Regions from separate parts of the Homo sapiens genome. Here region 1 is linked to region 2. The links are chromatin loops, found by intact Hi-C in ENCODE. Cell type or tissue: ovary. All regions are shown on one strand. Links, peaks and the distances in the headings refer to the core of each region. The heading gives the core; the rest is flanking DNA. Region 1 overlaps LOC105371356 (a long non-coding RNA gene). Region 2 has its middle 14 kb from the start of MAF.

Region 1 (5,385 bases), core at 306-5,305, 93 kb after region 2:
TATTGTTGAATGTGTGTAAGTGATTACAAATTTTTGTAGCTAATATAAGTAACACCTAAGTAAATCAGAAATAATATCTATCTTTGTGCAAGTTCTCAGTATTTTAACTTGTTTCCTCTACATGTTCTTCCTGTTTATTGAAATCATATTCAGAACATTTATAGAAACATCTAAGTGATTATCATCTCACCACTTGGAAGCAGCTATTTTTAAGCTTTTGGGCTATTTCCTTTCAGTCCTTTCTGTGTCACTAAGTTTTTCATTTTCTTCTATCCTTTTTCCCCTTTCTTTTCTCTTTTCCTCATCCTTCTACTATTATTTTCTATAGAGAAGATCATACTCTATGCCTAGTTTTCATTTTTTTTTTCTTGCCTATGCTAGTGTATGTAATTTCTAGGATGATTCAAAATTTTCCGTGGACCAATAAGTCTCTACAAGGGGCAATTTTATCCCCCAGGGGACAGTTGACAATGTGTAAAGACATTTTTAATTGTTACAGTTAGTGACAACTAATTAGAGGTAGTGGGTAGGGGTTTTGCTTTTGACATCTAGTGGTTCAAGACCAGGGCTGCTGCTGAACAACCTATGATACACAGGGCATTCCCCACCACAAAGAATGATCCAGTTCCCAGTGTCAGTAAAACACCAATGTTGGAGACCTCACAGTAGATGTAATTTTTGATGGTTCTATGGTTTGAAAGTTTTTCATTTAGTTAAACACCAGTCCTCTATCGTTCGGTGTATAAGTTATCACAAATTTTTTTAGCTAATACAAATAACATTGAACACATTTAAGTGTTTCAAATTAACACATTAGTATTCCTCTCTTTTCTGTAACCACTGAGCCAAATTAAAGCCATGGGTATTGTAAATGCCAAAATGATTATGGCTCTTCAGTACGATAAGCCCCTCAATGCAGAGCCAGTAGTAATTCTTTATGCTCACAAGGTTTATCACATGTTCTCAACAAAAGATGACTGTCTAATGGTTAGTTATGTGAATAAATGCTTGTTGGCAGTGAAGGTTATTCATTTTTCTCTCAACAACTTTCCCTTTTCCCCAACTTTCCGTTTAGTCTCTTTTCATGAGGTCTGTTGGCCCCTGAGACCAGGAGTTAGAAAGCAGATGCCGAGTCACATCGTCACTTCCTGGTACTCTGCCAACGTTATGGGGATGTCAGCGACATTGGTATTAGTGTGTCATTCACTATAATAGATCAGCAGCTGGGCTGGGCATGGTGGTCACGTCTGTAATCCCAGCACTTTGGGAGGCTGAGGTGAGTGGGTCACTTGAGATCAGGAGCTCGAGACTAACCTGGCCAACATGGTGACACCCCCATCTCTACTAAAAATACAAAAATTAGCCAGGCATGGTGGCACACACCTGTACTTCCAGCTACTCAGAAGGCTGAGGTAGGAGAACCACTTGAACCCAGGAGACGAGGTTGCAGTGAGCTGAGATCGCGCCACTGCACTCCAGCCTAGGTGACAGAGACTCTGAAAAAAAAAAAAAGCGGGAAAGAAAAAGAAAGAATGAATGAAAGAAAGAAAGAAGAAAGAATGAAAGAAAAGAAAGAAAGAGAAAGAAAGAAAGAAAGAAAGAAAGAAAGAAAGAAAGAAAGAAAGAAAGAAAGAAAGAAAGGAAAAAAAAGATTAGCAACCATAGGACAGAAAGACATCTGAATAAATAGGATTTGAGTGGTCTATTTTACAGATGAGAATGCTAAGGCCCAGGGAGAAAATGCCTCCACCAGAGCCACATAGCTGATAAGAGAGGTTCATTCCTCTGTGGCCAGTACTCTGTGCCTTCCAAGTGAGTAACCCTGCAGAGGCCTGCTGGGGCTTTTCTCTGTGGAAGCTGGAGGAGCTCTGGACGTCCGTAAAGAAGCCTTTATGTCCTACCTGGTGTAGCCTGAACTGCAGACCTGGTCCCCAAAGCCCAGGACGCTCCTAGAGTCAGCCCTGCCTCTCCTGAGCCAACGATAGGCCAAAGTTTCTCAAAGAGTGGTCTTGAGTTATCTACATCAAAATCCCTAAGACTCTTATTACCTTCAGATTCCTAGGTCCTACTGTAAATGCACCAACTATTTCATATCAGTTCCCTACCAGATTCTCAGGCATGCTTAAATCTGAGAAGCATTGAGTTAGAAAAGGGGTTGACACATTTTTTTTCTCCAAAGGGCCAGACGGTAAATACTTTAGGCTTTGTGGACAGTATAGTCTCTGTTGCAAAGTCTCAACTGGGCATTGCAACGTGAAAGCAGCTACAGGCAATACATAGATGGTCATGTCTAGATTTGGCCTATGAGACATAGTTTACCAGCCTCTGGGATAAACCATTCAGTCAACCAAAATAGCTTGAAGCCTGAATTCATATGTTAGCCTCATTTATTCTCATTTCACAAAAGGAGATGCTCTTTGAGACACTGGATACATATTGGGAGGCCTGGAAATGATTGCAAGCTTGGCTCAGATCTAACTGTATGGACTTGGCAACTCTGTTCCTTCACTAAGACTCAGTTTCCCCATCTTATAACAGTTGACCCCTCAGCCCTCAGTCAGCCTCAGCTGGCATGCATGTCCCTTGACTTTCTCCTGCAATTGATGGCATCTTAGAGCCTCAGGAGCATTTGTCTACTGCCTGTCCCTGTGTGTCGGACGGAAAAGGAGGGCTTTGGCCAGCCTAGGCCTCACTTCCCAGCAGCTTCCCTGAGCACCTCCAGGCTTCTCGGCAAAGGCTAGAGCTCAAAAGGCCAAGAGTGAGTCACAGGGCGGGGGTGCCAGAATTTGCTTTTCTCACTCCCTCTCTCCAGGCTTTGCCTTCCAAGACACTGGGCTGGAGGCCCTGGCGGTGTGGGAGGAAGGGGCAGCCCTCTTCCCAGCCCCACCTGTGTGCCACCTTGATGGCTCTCAACAGGCGGAGTCTGCTGGGCTCCACCCACAATCCTAAGTCCTCTTCTCCATCCTCATCTGCCTGTCCGGGTTCATCATGCCCAGTAACCATGGGCAAATGCCCATAGGGACCACAGGGATCAGATCTCAGCTTTCTCTCCCAAACTCTTCTCTCTGTACCTATCTTCTCTGTTTAGCAAATTCCTGCTTATTCTTCGTGTGCTGCCACTTCCAAGAAGCCTTCCTGGGTTGCTGAAGAGGCTTACTCCACTACTCCGTGATGCTTTGGTTGCCCTCACACAATCCACCTTTTGACCATTTCTCAGCACTTGGACTATTGATGTTGTTGTTGCTGCTGTTATTGTGAGTCTCTCACATAGGCAATGGGTGTGTCCATGGCAAGAACTGAATCTTACTAATTTTTATATCCCTTGACCTCAGTGCAACTTGTACACACTAGGAGCTTAATCATTGCATGTCAAACTTATTTCATAAAGGTAGATTTCATTTGGTGCTCAAAAGAAAATTAAATAAGGCTTTCTCTACCAGGTAGCAAACTTATGGAGCTTATTACCCCCAAGAAGTGGATCAATACAACTATGAATGCATTACAGAAAAAGTAAGATACTGAATGCTGAGGAGATCCAAATGGATTGTGATCATTTTTAGCCACCTTTGCTTTCACTTTACTTCTCTTTATTCATTAAACGCTTCGTTCTCCTATTGGTGGGCATCATCCAAATTTGTTATCTTGAGTCTTCCTTTGCTTTGATTTCTTTGTCTTTATAATTGAAAGCCTCAGATTTGAGAAAGTCTCAGAATCTCTTAGCTTGGTAAAAGTTCATATTTCAAGGTCTACCCTGAGAGAGGGGGAAGTAGTAGGGCTTGGGTGGGTCCTGGAGGTGCCTTTATAACAAGCTCCCAAGGCTACCTGCAGGCAGGCGGTTTGTGCGTCACTCTACCCTTCCCTTCCTGGTTGATTGACTTTTTTCTTTTTTTTAAGTGCCAGTTCTATGCCCAATACTGCTGTAGGAACTGAAAATAGAGTGGAGACCCAAAGAGTGGTCCTCCCTTCATGGGGAATGCATGCTGCCCTTCCCTCCACTGGATCTTCCATGACATCATTTGAAGACCTCCGTGGTCAGGCTGTCCTGGAAATTTCTCATCAATGTGTTCAAAAGGCCATTGTTTACTCTCTCTCCAAATATCAGCTGCCCTCCATGCCACCCTGTCCTTGACTTCCCTGCGTCTATCATGGTTCCAGCATTCTTCTTCCTCCTTCCCCCAGTTGCCCACCCTGTGTGTTGTTTGTGCATTATCTACTCTAACTGTGCAGGTATCAGGCCTTTTTGATTCTTCATCCTTACCACTTGTCTCTTCTCATGTCTCTGGTTAATCACAAACAAGATCCTTAGAAGTTCATGCTAAAAGCCTGCAGAAGACACTTCATTTGCTTCCCTCATCTTTTCTTATTTTAATTTATTCAAATTGATCTTCAAGTGCTGTGTTTCTGAAACTATGACAAGCACTAGAATTATCTGGAAGTCCTGTGAAAATGAGATTCCCTGTTCATTGCTCTGCAGGGTCACCTGAGATCTGGCAATCTCACATGCTGAGGCTGGTGGTTCGTGGATGTCACTTTGAGGGGCAGGTCCTAGAACACACTGTTTTTACTTTGTAAGTCTCCTTCCTTTTTCTCCATTGGCTGTCACCCATCAGCTTCAACCCTGAAATTTAGACTGGCATTTACAGCTTAAACCTGCCAGTGGTCTTCTCATTGAATTTTTTTCTCCTCCTTCTTAGACTCTTTTCTTTGCTTCACAGGTCTCCTTCCAGCCCATTTCCCCCATCTTTGCTTTTGCTACCTTTCACATCAGAAATGTTGTCATCTTTCCCTTGATTCTTTGAATCTTTACCTAACTCATATGGTTTGGCTGTGTCCCCACCCAAATCTCATCTTGAATTGTAGTTCTCATAATCCCCAGGTGTCATGAGAGGGACCCAGTGGGAGGTAATTTCATCATGTAGGCTGTTAGTCTTATGCAGTTCTCGTGATAGTGAGTGAGTTCTCATGACATCTGATGGTTTTATAAGGGGCTTTTTCCCCTTTCACTCTGCACTTCTTCCTGTCACCACTTGAAGGAGAATTTACTTGCTTCCTTTTCTACCACGATTGTAAGTTTCCTGAGGCCTCCCCAGCCATGCTGAACTGTGAGTCAATTAAACCTCTTTCCTTTATAAATTACCCAGTCTCTGGTATGTCTTTATTAGCAGTGTGAGAACAAATTAATACACCAGCCTTCCAGTTAAACTAAAGCTCTATTTCCTCTACTTCCCCAGACTACAAGTCTCTAGCCAGTCTCCAAATTTCCAACACACCCACTTCCTGGTGCATTCCTCTGATATATCTTACTAGCTGACAATTTAGTGGTGTGTTTACTGCCCAACTAACTAGACTGTGAGCATCTTGTGGCCAAGACTCCATATTATTTAT
Region 2 (5,385 bases), core at 130-5,129:
TGATATAGTATAGTATCATATAATATAGTATATTACTATATAATATAGTAACATATATCATATCATATCATATGGTATCATGGCAAACACTGGTAAATGGTCCATCTTTGTATCTATCCCTAAAACATCTGTTGTGAGTGTGTCTTAGGGAGCTGTTGAGTGAGTGTTGACCAGCTGACCAAGTGACTCATTTTATGGGCACAGTGTGAATCCTTAGATCCAAGAAGATTGCTTCTGTCATCGCAACATCATTATTATAACATTCTTGTTTGTTTTGGTTTCACAAGAATAGCAAATCATTAAAGGAGGAAGTTAAAGGAAAAATCAGGTGAACTGTAATTTCTAGAAGTCTCGTTCTCTGGTTTCCAATGGTGGTGGGTGTTTAAAGATGTTAGCCTGAACCTGTGTCCTTAAGCCTATCTTACTGGACAGACATTATTTGAAAGGACTGTTTCCAAAACCTTTCCACTGGTAGAAAAGATCTGAGCAAATCTGTTTTACAGACAGGTGGAATAGGAATGAGATGGCAAATGCAGATGATACAGAGCTTTTGGACTTATTACCAGTCCCCGACACCTCCACCCCTTAACCTTTTTAGAAAATGCCCTTAATTCTTTGGGAATTTCTATAACTAACCGTAAACTGGTATTTGCTACACACATATGCAGCAGTGTGTTTGCAGGTTGTTTGTGAGTGTTAAAGCACACAGGGCAAGCTGAGAAGTAAAGGTTTTGTGTTGCATTTGATGATCAAACATATGCCCTCTTCGGCCTTCTCAGGGCACTGGCATTAAGGCTAGTAAATAATCTTGGGTTTCCTTGTGTCTCTCCAGCGTCCCATCTTGTAGCCCAGTATTACGTGAGGCACTTAATCAAAGCATAAAAGCAATTATAAAACGCCCCTGAAATTACATTCATATCTGTAATCAGAATTGCTAATATCTCCCCTCCCTCCACCATCCTGGTGTCATCTGATTTTCATTCCTTTGAGGTGACTAAGAGTCTAGTCATTAATGTAACACCCACCAACTTTATTGGAAGTTACCGTCAGAAAGATCTGTTTCCAAAAACTCTGTGAGCTGAATGCAATTACAGTGCTGGTTCTTCTTGGCCATTGCACAAGTCTGCACATACTCTTTGTACTAGAGTCTCTTTCTAAACTTAAGCACCAATGAGGTTGCTGTCTATTTTCTATGTCATGGGGAGGAAAGATTTGGTTTAAAGTTATTTGAGGTCTGGCACAGTGGCTCACGCCTGTAATCCCAGCACTTTGGGAGGCCGAGGCGGGTGGATCACAAGGTCAGGAGATCGAGACCATCCTGGTTAACACAGTGAAACCCCATCTCTACTAAAAATACAAAAAAATTAACCGGGCGTGGTGGCAGGTGCCTGTATTCTCAGCTACTTGGGAGGCTGAGGCAGGAGAATGGCGTGAACCCAGGAGGCAGAGGTTGCAGTGAGCCGAGATCATGCCACTGCACTCCATCCAGCCTGGGCGACAGAGTGAGACTCCATCTCAAAAAAAAAAAAAAGTTATTTGAAAGAGAAATGAAACTTCTAGAAGCTATCACTCTATTGCCTACATTTTTACCTTTCCAATAACATTGGGATGATTTGGTAGTAATGTAATAGTGATGATGATTATGGTCATGGTAATAGTAAAACTACCAGCTTACAGGAAATGCAGGCGATAGAGAAATGATGCAGACCCTATTATGAAGCCATAATTCAAATGGATAATTTGGGAACTTCTCTAAGACGAATGTTCTGCTTTCTTCAACAAACAAATGACCTGTAAAAGGGAGGAGGCAGAAGGGGGTTCTGTTACAGATGAAAACAGGCCTTATTTTAGGTCTAAAAGGAGTGGCCTGAGCCCAAGGAGGTAGCAGCAGAATGGTGGGAGAGCTGGCTTGCTGGGGCAGGGTGAGGGACGCTGTCCACACTGCACTTTTCACCTGCCTCAAGGGTCATACTATCAACCCAGCCATGGTGCCTGCGGGTCTGGGCTTCCTCCAGCCTGGTGCATCCTTTCCTCCTCCCCACCTTTTCAGCCTAGCTAACTCACACTGATAGCTGAGACTTCTCTCCTTCCTTGAGAGGCCCTTCTTTGACTACTACTTTCTTATCTAAGTGGGATGATGTATCTCCACTCTGCTCTCAGGGCCCACTGGCATGGCATTGGTGATTGTACATTGTAATTATATATGTATTTTAATTTTTTAAATTTTGGGGTAATTGTAGATTCACGTGCAGTTGTAAGGAATAATACAGACGGCTCCTGTGTACCCTTCACCCATTCTCTCCCAGCATTGACATTTTGCAAAATGACTGCAATAGCACAACCAGGAAATTGACATTGTTATAATGTACCCAACTTACACAGATTTCACCAGTTTTACATGCACTTGTGTGTGTGTGATTTCATTCTGTGCAGTCTTATCACATGCATCAATTCCTGTGATCACAATCAGCATTTCCACAGTCAAGATACACGGCATTTCCATCACAAGGCTTCCTCATGCCACCCTTTTGTCACTGTCTTCTTACTTACCTATTTCTCTCATGATTTTGCGAGTGTTTTGAAGCAGAAGCCTTATGTTTAATCTCTGTGTCTTGGTTCCAGCAAACTCAAACCAGCACCTGGCTCCTAGGGGTCCTGTAAATTCCTATGAAATCGATTCAAATTCTACCAGAGAAAGAGAGTAGATCCGGGATACTTTGTAGAAAAGTTTTGGCCAGGAGGGAGAGAAAAACATTCCAAGGCACAAAGCACTAAGAAGATACAACATTACAGGACTTTTTCCTCTATGGGACTATGAAAATCCTGGTGGTAACTATGGCTTTGTATTACCTTTAAAAACCACCTACTCATGCAAACCCCAGAGGGAACAGATTTCTGTGCAAGACCAGGCACAAACACCAGGCTTTTATTTTGTGGTCTCAGTGTGGTTCCTTTTGTGTCATCATTCCATGTATATGGGGAGTTTGAGGTTAATTTATTTGGAAATCGAGAATTCATCACACACTTGACCTGTATGAGGCTTCACCTGGTCAGGGGTCAGCCTCCGTTGTATCTGGGAAGGATTCAGGACATGGGGACATATCAGGCCTGCAGAGGAGAGTGACTTGAGCAAGCAATTTGGGTGCTCAGACAGAGTATCAGGATTTTTCTTCTCTAGACCCTCTCATGACAGACTTGGAAGGAAGAAGGCTTTCATTGGTTCCTTGCCCCGCTCCTGAATTTCATCCTACTAGTGGTAGAGTTTTCAGAAAGTATCTTAGAGTAGCAATGCTCTTCAAATTACCCCATATAATGGTCATGCTCTTATGAGACACATGAAGCCATGCATGCAACATCAGAATCTCTAGGTTTTGATGAATGAACAGATACCAACATGTGTCAGATGCGGTTGAATTTTCTCCAAGCCCAGGTCTTGAAAGGCCAGTGACCAGCTGATCTATTATTAAGATATCAGAGCTACATGTCTGTTCTTTACTTATTAAAAGCTTGTTGTATGTCAGGCTTTGTAATAGTCTGGGGGATAAAGGGATTAAAAAATCCTGTTATTCATCCATATATCATTCCATATATTCATCCATCCATCCATCATCTAGCCATCCATCCATTTTTAGGTGTACAGTCCAACAGCATTTTTTACTAGTTTCAGAGAACATGTAAAAGGACACTAAAACAAGGTGGCTTTTTGAGCTTCTCTGCAATATCTTCCAGACACTAACATGTTTTTGCCTCTTAGACACATGGACCCCTTAGAATATATGTGGAATAGCCTATTGGTAACAAGAACCAATGTTATTTGTTATTTTCTTTCTGCATTAAGTAGGAAACAAACGAACATCTGAACGGAAAGTTAAGCTGTTTTTGTGGAGATGACCTTCCACCCTCTACCATGTCACTAAACTTTCACAAGGCCTCATGGTGCTGGAACACATCTCACAGATAGGAGTTGGGTCCATGCTCTCATTCTCATTGGTCTCCCTGTTGTTTCATGAGAACCAACTCATTTGCATGGAATTTAATACTCTCTGCAGGGTCTAAAGGTGTGTTGAGCTAGCTGAGGGACCCATGTGCTCATCTGAAATAACAGATCGGAGTGCTGGGCTGTGTTCTGAAGTTCACTGGGATGGAGTAGTTAAGGCTGGAGTTACGCACATATATACTTACATAATGTATAGGGTTGAGGAATAACTCCTGCCAATATATTCAGGGATTGGGCTGTTCTCATTGTGTGAAGGGAGTCAATACTGACCCCTAGCCAGCAGTTAATTTTTTATGTTTGTGTTTTCCAGAAGTGAAACTCTCATGGGAGACACATCTCTCTCTTTCTAGGCTTATATTTATAAATAAATATATACTATATATTAATCTCACATCATATGTAATTATCTTTCACATATAATATATGTGTTTGTGTGTGTGTGTATATATATACACATATATATATATATATATATATACACATATATAGATATAAATATAAAATATTTTCCTCACTGGTATCTATTTAGATCTCTAGGGCCTTGTATCATGTATGGAATGCACTATGATTATTCAGTTTCACATGAGAAGGAATACAATTTCTCCTAAGCACTTCACTAAGCATTCACAAGGCCTCATGGTGCTGGAACACATCTCACAGATAGGAGTTGGGTCCATGTTCTCATTCTCATTGGTCTCCCTGTTGTTCCATGAGAACCAACTGGTTTGCATGGAACTGAATACTCTCTTCAAGGTCTAAAGGTGTATCCTGAACCAGTTGGGGGATCCATGTGCTCACCTGAAACAACAGAGTGTGCCAGGTGAGCTTCCAGTGAACACTCCCATCATTCTGCACCAGGGGCTCTCCTCCAGCTATTAGAAATAAAATCTCACCGGCTGGTCACCCAGTTTCTTCAAATACAGGGATATGTCATAACTGAAAGTGTCCCTATTGCAAAATTCTTGTCTATACAAATTTTAGACAGGGTTCTTAGGTTATGGAACCAGAAGTCAAGGAGGGAGAAGGCACACTGAACCAATGAAAGAGCAGGAGCAAAGATTCAGGAGAAAATAAAGCCAGTGCTTAAAATTGTGCCCCTGCTGCTGTCTCCTAGGCACAGAGAGCAGGGACACTGAGATGGGTAGCAGGAATTGCAGCAGAGCTGATCAGGGTAATGAGCTGTGTTCTGAAGTTCAGATGAAGTAGTTAAGGCTGAAGTTAAGTGCATATATCCTTACATAACATTAAGGCTCGAGGAATAATTCCCACCAACATACTCAGGGATTGGGCTGTTCTTATTGTGTGAAGGGAGTCAGTGCTGAGGCCTTGTCTTAATTAACCCTCTGATATTATCAGTCTCTCTAATGGATCTAACCTTTAAAGGATTT

What was found. Peaks named below come from ENCODE experiments on the same cell type or tissue, not always from the same donor. Only the 100,000 strongest peaks of a DNase experiment are listed, where the experiment ranks them.
Region 1: a loop joins it to region 2, with 2.2 times the contacts of the local background. A loop is called at or near these places in 6 of 110 quality-filtered maps.

What each region holds. Positions count from the first base shown.
Region 1 is chr16:79,705,316-79,710,700 of GRCh38, forward strand. All of the region lies in intron 2 of LOC105371356 (a long non-coding RNA gene), which reads left to right. Among named protein-coding and RNA genes, the nearest start is that of LINC01229, 62 kb to the right of the region's middle. RefSeq lists an enhancer at 2,819-3,318. In ovary, for the core only: no CTCF peak of the experiment used is centred there; a DNase peak (open chromatin) is centred at 2,754.
Region 2 is chr16:79,612,190-79,617,574 of GRCh38, forward strand. No RefSeq gene overlaps it. Among named protein-coding and RNA genes, the nearest start is that of MAF, 14 kb to the left of the region's middle. In ovary, for the core only: no CTCF peak of the experiment used is centred there; no DNase peak of the experiment used is centred there.